2 separate regions of the Homo sapiens genome follow, and region 2 is linked to region 1. Evidence: chromatin loops called from intact Hi-C (ENCODE). Cell type or tissue: ovary. All regions are shown on one strand. Links, peaks and the distances in the headings refer to the core of each region. The heading gives the core; the rest is flanking DNA.

Region 1 (4,400 bases), core at 188-4,187:
CCAGACCAAGGCATTCCCTCCCCCACCTATTACTAACCACTACATTAAACATTTGTATATGAAGCCAACAGGCCCCTTTTCCTCAAGGCACAAGATTATACTTACAGCCATGGCCCCGGGCAGGGCAGGGCAATGCAGTGGCCTTAAACTTGAAACTAAAATCAGCATACTCTATCCAAGGGTTTCAACTTTGGCCCCATGCCTGGATGGGGAGGTCAGCCACTTACTAGCCACGTAACTTTGGACAAGTTACTTAGTCCCCTGTGAGTCTCTGTTTTCTATATGAAAATGGGAAATAGGAGATTAAAAGGGCAGGAGTGTAAAGCAAAAATCAAGAGACTGCCTCATTGAAGATGCTCAGTTTAGACTGCCCTTTGTGCACCATCACCCCACCTCGGATGTTTGTCCTCATACCTGATCTCTCTCCCTATCTCGCTGTCATGCAATGCAGTAGACCCTCCTCCACCCCACCACACCCCACAGACATGCCTTTGTGGGACTGGTGGTATTTTGTCCCATTGGCAATGTTAGAGGTCTCATCTCATCCCATTAATAAGCAGCCTGATGGCATTTCTTCATCACCTCTCTCCAAAAAGCTTCTGCCATCAATGTCTGGATGAAAACTCACCTGAAAAATAAAGTGCTGCAATGTTGAGGGCCCCATATATGTAGGACAGTGAACACAAATGTGGATGAAGGAGAAAACTTTCCATCAAAATTCCCAACCCAACAAAAAGACGAGGACATGCATGAATGTGCTGTGTAGGCCAGGGGTAAAGACCACAGGCTTCAGACTCAGACTGGCTGGTATGATGCTTGGCTCTGCCACTTGCTTGGTGTGAGCATTTGGACCACTTGATAACACCTCTGTACATTCATTTCCTCCTCTGAAAAATGGGGCAAAATCAAATTATATTTAAATGACCTAATACAAGTCCTTAGCTCCATTTCTGGAAGCTAGTATTCAGTTGGTGCAAAGTTATTATGGTCTTTGCTACTAAAAGTAATGACCAAAACCATGACTACTTTTGCACTAACCTAATAACCGAAGATAGCTGTTATTATAATGATAATACTATTACTGATAACTAAAATTACACAGTATCTCAGTTCAGGCTGCTACCACCAAATACCTTAGACTCGGTAATTTATCAACAATAGAAATGTATTGCTAACAGTTCTGGAGGCTGGGAAATCCAAGATCCAGGTGCCAACAGATTCAGTGTCTGGTGAGAGCTCACCTTCTGCCCCAACTTGTTGCTGTATCCTCACGGGGTGGAAGAGGCAAACAAAATCCTCAAGCTACTTTTATAAGGGCACTAAGAGCGTCCTTAAAAAATCTACAAGGGTGATTATGTCACCTCCCCTAGGCCTCATCTCTTAACACCATCATCTTGGGGGTTAGGTTTCAATGTCTGAATTTGGGAGTGCAAAGATTCAGACCATAGCACACTGTATATGTGGTAAGAGTATAAACAAAATGCCACCTAATTGTGGAGGCTTAATTCTCCCTAGACAGGGCAAGAGCAAGAAGTGGCCCAAAAAAATTTAGAAACAAAGTGGGCCTTGATTTGGGTTTGGAAGGAGGAGGAGAGCTTGGCCAGGTGGAGAAGGTAACAGCATTGAAGGCAGAGGAGGCTCAATGCTGTGACCCTGGACTGCATGTTGGCTCAGTGTTCTCCCAGTGTGATGGATGAGGCTGGAGGGCAGACAGGCAGATTCAGAAGGACCCAAAGACCTGCAGTGCCATGCTAAGAAGACAGCGATTAAAATATTACCCCAAACTAGAGTGTTTGCTTACTATTTGCTAGAATAGAGGCCAGCAATTATACAAACTGAAGGGAAGGCCAAGGTTGCACATGCTAAACACAGACATTGAGGCAGACTTTGGAAAGTGCTTTGTCATAATAAATATTAATGTTGCCTGTTGGCCCACATGGGAATAACCCCTAAGAAAACAAGCCATCTTTGGGGGCTCAGTCAGGGATACATAGCCTCAGAAGCCAAGGAATGCAACACTTAATCCTGAATCAAAGGAGCCAATCATTTGCAAAAAAAAAAAAAAAAATAGATCTCTACATTTTTAAGTTAAAAAAAAATTTGTAAAGCCCTCAACAGATTATCAAGAGGTTTCAGCATGTGTAAGCACAAATGTGTAATGTGAAAGTTCTTTTACTTAAATAAATAGTTGGAGAATTTTCCCAAAATGATCTCTGGTTGGGAGAAGGTTGGATTTTTTCTTCTTTTTCTATTTTGCAGCTGCAGCAAAATAACTTAAAAAAAAAAAAAAAAAAAAAAAAAGATACTGTGGCCAGCCAACTTCCTTTCCAAACATTTGGTCCTGAGTAGCTCCTGCAAAGAATAGTCAAGTGTAATAGACATGTAGGAATGTGGCAATCCATTTGCTTTATTTCTCCAAAATTATTGCTGATTGCAGGTTTGGGGGAAGGGATGCTTGGGAGACATTAGCTGCTCTGTTTCCTTTGGTCTAGGAATGCATTTCTAGGACTTTGTATCTTTCTCTGCTGAGCAGTTCATTCAGGGTCTTCCTCTTGCCCTGAAGGTTTGATGGTCAGAGGAAATACTCAAGGCATATTTCTGCCCTTTTGTAACAACAGCAATCATATATCATGTGCAGCAGGTCAGGGGATCTTCACCTGGAATAAAAACACAAACTAGCCAGAGGTGGAATCACCATTATGTTTTAATCAGTTTCTTTAAATGAATGATTCAGAAATTAAGCAACAATGTGCCGATAAAACATTGTTATATAGGTAGAAATCAAAAAGTAATGAAATAAGATGTATATGTACTGACATAAAAGGATGTCAAAAATAGATTATGAGAAAAGTGCCAAAAAATATGTTTAATGTAATCCTAATTTTATGATTCACAAGAGAAACAAAAAACTGTCTAGGTTCGGTTAGGAAGGAGGAGATGTCTGGAATTCTATATGGTATATTATAGACCAAATTCCACTGTGGTTATTCTTCTAGAGAATAAGAAGGGACATGAAGGAAAGAAGGAATCTTTTTTTTTTTTTTTTTTTAACACAAATAAGTATTCTTTTAGAAGTTAAAAAATAAAAACACAATGGAGTAAAAAAATAAATTTCATATTTTTATTCAATTTTGGGGGGATCCTCTATGAAGTGTCTCTAAACATCACACGGTATTATCTTCCTCAATCAACAGTCATATTGTTCCACATGAGTAATTAAAATGGTTTCCCGGAATGCAAGTAGGAAGAGATCTGGGATGTTCTAGGTTGTACTTTCTCAGTTCCTTCAGTGCTTTGTCACTGCTTTTGGCTCAGAATGTTTTTCTGAGCCAATGACCTCTTTATTTAGCATTTTTAGCAAATCTACCTGTTCATGGGACCAGATGCTTCAAGGCTACTGGGAACTTACATAAAGTTATTACCATTCTTCCTGTACACTAAACAACTCAGCATCAGAGGTGCAGGCTGGGCTGGGAGTTTAGTTATTTCCTTTATCAATCTCTAGAACATAAACACTTATGAAGTGGCTGACAAGTCTGATGTTCATATCCACAATATCACCCAGCACCCAGAACAATGAGCTAGAAGCATTTTGGCTCTTTGTTTGAAGACAATTCTCACTAGTTGAAACAAATAACAAAAAATTATCCTAGTCATCTCCAACTGCTGTAACAAATTATTAGGTGACTTAAACAACAAACATTTATTTCTCATAGTTCTGGAGGCTGGGAAGTTCAAGATCAAGGTGCTAGCAGACCTGGTGTCTGGTAAGAGCTCTCTTCCTCATTTGTAGATAGCCACCTTCTTGCTGTGTCCTCACATGGTGGAGAAGGAAATCATCTCTCTTGTGTCTCTTCTTAGAAGGGCGTTAATCCCATTCATGAGGGCTCCATCCTCATGACCTAATCACCTCCCAAAGGCACCACCCCCTAATACATCACATTAGAAAATAGGACTTCAATATGAATTTGGGGGGACCCAAGCATTTGGTCCATAGCAGAAATTTATTGGAAAGATAACAGAAAAAAATAAAACTGAGCTACCAGGCTTTGAAGAGATATTTGCAGTACCGTTTCTGGGTATTTAGGTACTGCAACACAAGGACTGTTTCTTCAGGAATAAATTGGCTTAGCCAATTGCCATCTTTATGTCATTTCTTCTGGAAAAGACTTGGAGGAGCCCAGCTTAGTCTTCATGTTCACTCTATGGCTAAGAGTAGAATAACCCCTCGAAAGAAATCAAGGTGCTATCCGCAGGTGGAAAAGGGATGGATGTTGGACAGGCAAAAATAACAGACATCTGTTACAGGAGCACATGTTGACAGTTCAAGATGCATTCTCACCGAGGGGAAGAAGAAATTCCTGAAAGACTCATTACCCCTCCAGATGCCAGTTTCCTTC
Region 2 (4,400 bases), core at 321-4,320, 220 kb before region 1:
AAACTCCTTAAGAGCAGTATAGTACTCAGAAATGTTAAAACGGAAAATTCAAGCTATTTAAGTTATAGAACAGACTCTTTCCTTTCTTCAGAGCAGAAAAGTTTCAGTCATTTCAACTGGCAGGCAGATGTTGCCCTAGTGCTGCCTCCATATTCATTAGCCCATAATGAATCTATTAATTGAATATGTAAGTTTGGCTAATTAGATGTAAGACATTACTTCAGATTTAAAGGGTAATAATAAAAAATTTAAACTGCAACACCAGATCAAGCATTTAAGAGTTGATAAATGTGAACTGGAAAGTGCACAATTCCAATATAAATTAGCTAATTGCCTCTGCTAATTTAGGTGAAATACATTAGCAGAAAGGTCAATCCATTTGAGGCTGGATGTGTTTTTCAAATACTAAATTAAAAACAGCAAATCAAAGAGCACTACGAAGTGGAAAGGCACAGAATCCATCTGCCCAATCCAGAGGTTTAGAGTGGATTCAAGTAATCCCACATGGTTAACCTTCTGGGGGTTAAATAGTGGTTCTCAAACCAGGCTGTGCCTTACTAGACATCAGAAAGTTTGTTTAAAATATCAATCCCTTAAGCTCCCTCTTAAACTTATTGAAATCTCTGGAGGCGCGACCAGGCATCCGTATTTTGTAAAGCTCCCTAAATTACAATTGGAACCTGGTTTGAAAACCACCGGTCTATTCCATGACTGTCTGATCCCCTGACTAAACAACAGTAGGTGGCAACACCTCTCTACAGTAGGTGTGTATGCACTAGAAACATGACATAGTGTTATATATAATGCTTTTAATGGAAAAAAAATAAGCTGCCCTTGTTTTCACCTCTATTATCTCTTCTGGCTAGGTCTATACCAAAGGGTATTATACTTGAGATCATATAACTCGAATTTGGGAAGTGGGAGGTAATCTCAGCTCCAAGTATTTGCTTTTAGAAATTCCAGTTTTACAAATTGCTAATTTGGTAGATACCGTCAGTTACCTTTACACTAAAAAATGTCAAAGAAGTTCTTTGTTGGGCTATGTTCTGGAAAATATTCTCTTCATCTTTTGTGACACATGTTCTTCGGAGCACTTAGAAGATTATAAATGCCCATGGGAGGCCCCCCCAAAAATATTTGTGCGTGGGTTGTGTGTGGGTTGTGAATGGGCTGTCCCCTTTTAGACATCCTCTTTCACTCTCATTGTACACTGGATATTCTGACTTCTTTCCTGTCTCATGTGAATATTTTCACAGATTTGGTTACTGTCATTCCACCCTCACTGTGAATTTGAGGGTAGGGATGTGCCACAAACTTCCGTTGGGTTCTTCATAGACTCTTTGTCAATGCTTGGCACATAGTATATGCTCAATGAATATTTGTTCAATTGAACTTAGATGACTGACAGAGAAAAAAAATCCAGGTTTAGGAACTGCAGTCAGGAAAACACAGATGCTCTGAAAGTGGGGTTATACAGCCTGAAGCAAGACCGCTCCTTGCCATTTGGTGGTAGATGTCCAAATTGGGTACCTATTCCAGCCCTAAATGCCTCCCAGTTTTACTCTATGCCTTTCACACAGCAAACCGTTTGGTTGAGACAAAAGAGGCTGCCATGCCTCCTCTGTTGTCAGGACGTCTAAAGTGTTCCTCGTTATCTTTTCAGTGGCCCATTTCAGCATGTAAAAAGAGAGAGACAGTTCACTTAGCCTCATTTTCTAATGAATATAAATACAGATCCCTGCCCCGAATAGTGCCAAAGTTCATGTGAGAATTCCTTATGTCCAAAGATCCTGTGAGTTGAGTGGCTGTATAAGCGCAGATGCACTTGGGGAGGAAGCTTAGGAATCGGAGGGTCCTATGTTAAGTATTAGGCTGATGCCAAAGTAACTGAGGCCTTTGCCACTACTTTTAAATGGCAAAACTCGCAATTACTTTTGCACCAACCTAATAATAACAGGAGTTATTTGTAGAATTGACGGATTTTAGAAGGGTAAAAGGAAAAAGGAAAGCTAAGAAATGTGAAATAAAGAAAAAAGCAGACAACTTAGTTACACGCCAAGTCCTTAACTGAGCGAGAAGAGAAATAAATTCTGGAATCTGTCTATTAATAATTCTTCCTCACCCACAAGATAAAAACAGTAGCTTCCAATCTGAGACACACTCATGCAACTTCCTCTGTGACAGAGTGCTCTGAACACTATGTGAGTGGGACCATAGTGTTCTCAGTATTGCACTTTCTACGGTAAATTTGGCTAAGAAACACTTTTGTTCTTTTCCTGTAAGTCAAAAGAAAGTCCTCCTAAACTAACTAAAATCTAAAATTTGTCTGACTCTAGGAGATTTTTTTTCTCCAGACAAATTCAAATTAAATGATAACATCTCTTAAGGATTTCTCACCAGTATCAGATAAAAATACATTGAATCCAAGCTATTTGAATGGACAATACTCAGTTGCACATACACACCATCAACTGCAGGGGGCGCCAATGCCTTTTCCCTCAGGCCCTTCAGAAAAGGCGGTGCAGCTGGAATTTTAATTTCTTCCTGTCTGTTAAGTGTGATTATTGATGAAGTACTGCGCTCATCCCAGTACCCAAATTGAAGCTTCTCGAACATATACGAAATGGAACTGGGCCTTACAACAAAGGCAAATCTAGTTCCCATGTTTAAAATAGTCTCCGGGGTCCCTGAAAAGTAGAGGGTATATTTTAAAAGAAAAGAACTGTGTTTTGTATCAAAACATAGTTTTTTGAGTCATAACCAATTAGGACTCTACTCCCTGCAACTCCAAATACCTCTTCTCATAGAATATAGTGACCAGAGGCCATATCAAGAAATGAGGAACTTAATATCTAGAGAATTTTTATGGTTAATAAATACCACAGTCTCAGCCTCTTTTCTTCTGGATGTTAGAAGGAAAAGGATAATTAAATGAGAGTTTAGATCTCACATAAAAAGTTAATATACAGGTTAAATAAAAATATAAGTGGATTTATTTTATAGAAGTTTTCATAATGGGTCCCAAATACTTCATTAAGCATTTCTGGATAAAAATATGTAAAGCTCTTTATAAGCTTTTGTTAATAAATTAAATACCATTTCTCTATAAATATATTTTGCATTAAGCTTTCCTGTTAGAGTTTTCAGGAAACATTTCAAATAAAGTGGCCAGGCATATCCCATTTGAGATGAATGAGATCATTAGGAAACACTTATATCTGAAATAAGCACTGAGATCATTCTGCATACAACCTGAGGGCCCTAATTTTTTAAATATTTCAAACAATGTGCCTCTTTCAAATCATTAGATGTAGAGACATTTAAGGAACTGATTCAATTAGCCCAGAAGAGGGGAATGCTATAATGTGTGATTTATTTTTGAAGATAAATTAAAATGCAAGTGTATCTGTTAGGAAAGGTAGGCTGTCATCATGGTTAGTAATGGGAACAGGAAAGCAATTAAGCAGGGCCACCTGAGGCTGAAACAGCCCCTAAACATAGAAACTTGACATTCAAGCTGGACATTCGGTTACTGTCAAAATCAAGTGCATCTTCTTTGAGAGGGATCTTTGAGCTGCATTTAGTTCCCTTCATTGATTTCTAAAGACTAGTTCTCAACTTAACAAATACTTTCCTCCCCTTAACTGCAGCTAACAAGAAACCTAAACTGTTATGGTTTCATAACTTAAAGTCAAACTTCACATAAAGCTGATGCCTTAAAATTACAGCTTTGCATTCTATTATTTAGGTGAGGAAATATGAGGCAAGAATTTATTTTTCTCCTCTGCAACTCCAGGATATTGGCTCCACCAGGCCTAATAAATTGTTTTCATAAGGAAATAAATACAGCATGCTGCAGCTTAGGTTCCCTTATGCAAGGGGTTTCAAACAAGATGTATCCTAAGCAATAAATAATTACAGAATGGGGGGGGTGGGAGGAGAAACACTGTAAAGGTGGGAAAAAAACAGTTTCTTAGCCAAATTGGGGGGAAAAGGCTGAAATTCAAATTGTTAGAAATCTGAAGGTAGTTGACTGTCTTTTTATTTTTAGAGACAGGGTCTCACTCCATCACCCAGGCTGGAGTGCAGTAGCGTGATCATAGCTCACCATAACCTTGAACTCCTGCTTCAAGCGATTCTCCTCTTTCAGCCTCCTGAGTAGCTAGGGCTATAGGAATGCACCACCACGCCTGGATACTTTTTTTTTTTTTTTGGTAGAGGCAGGGTCTTGCTATGTTGTCCAGACTGGTCTTGAACTCCTAGCCTCAAGCAATCCTCCCACCTTGGCCTAATTACGGGTGTAAACCACCGCATCTGGCCAAAGACTGTCTTCTTAACTATTGTGAAATCTGTAGAGGATATGAGAAAACACTAAAACTAGATGATAAAAGAAAGAGAAG

What was found. Peaks named below come from ENCODE experiments on the same cell type or tissue, not always from the same donor. Only the 100,000 strongest peaks of a DNase experiment are listed, where the experiment ranks them.
Region 2: it touches region 1 in a loop (3-fold over the local background); 88 of 110 quality-filtered maps call a loop at or near these places.

What each region holds. Positions count from the first base shown.
Region 1 is chr15:57,852,509-57,856,908 of GRCh38, reverse strand. No RefSeq gene overlaps it. Among named protein-coding and RNA genes, the nearest start is that of POLR2M, 150 kb to the right of the region's middle. In ovary, for the core only: no CTCF peak of the experiment used is centred there; no DNase peak of the experiment used is centred there.
Region 2 is chr15:58,069,095-58,073,494 of GRCh38, reverse strand. ALDH1A2-AS1 (ALDH1A2 antisense RNA 1) reads right to left here. Exons shown (of 3, transcript NR_147215.1): 3 at 790-2,687. Among named protein-coding and RNA genes, the nearest start is that of ALDH1A2, 5.6 kb to the right of the region's middle. In ovary, for the core only: a CTCF peak has its summit at 2,480 (motif pointing right); a DNase peak (open chromatin) is centred at 2,484.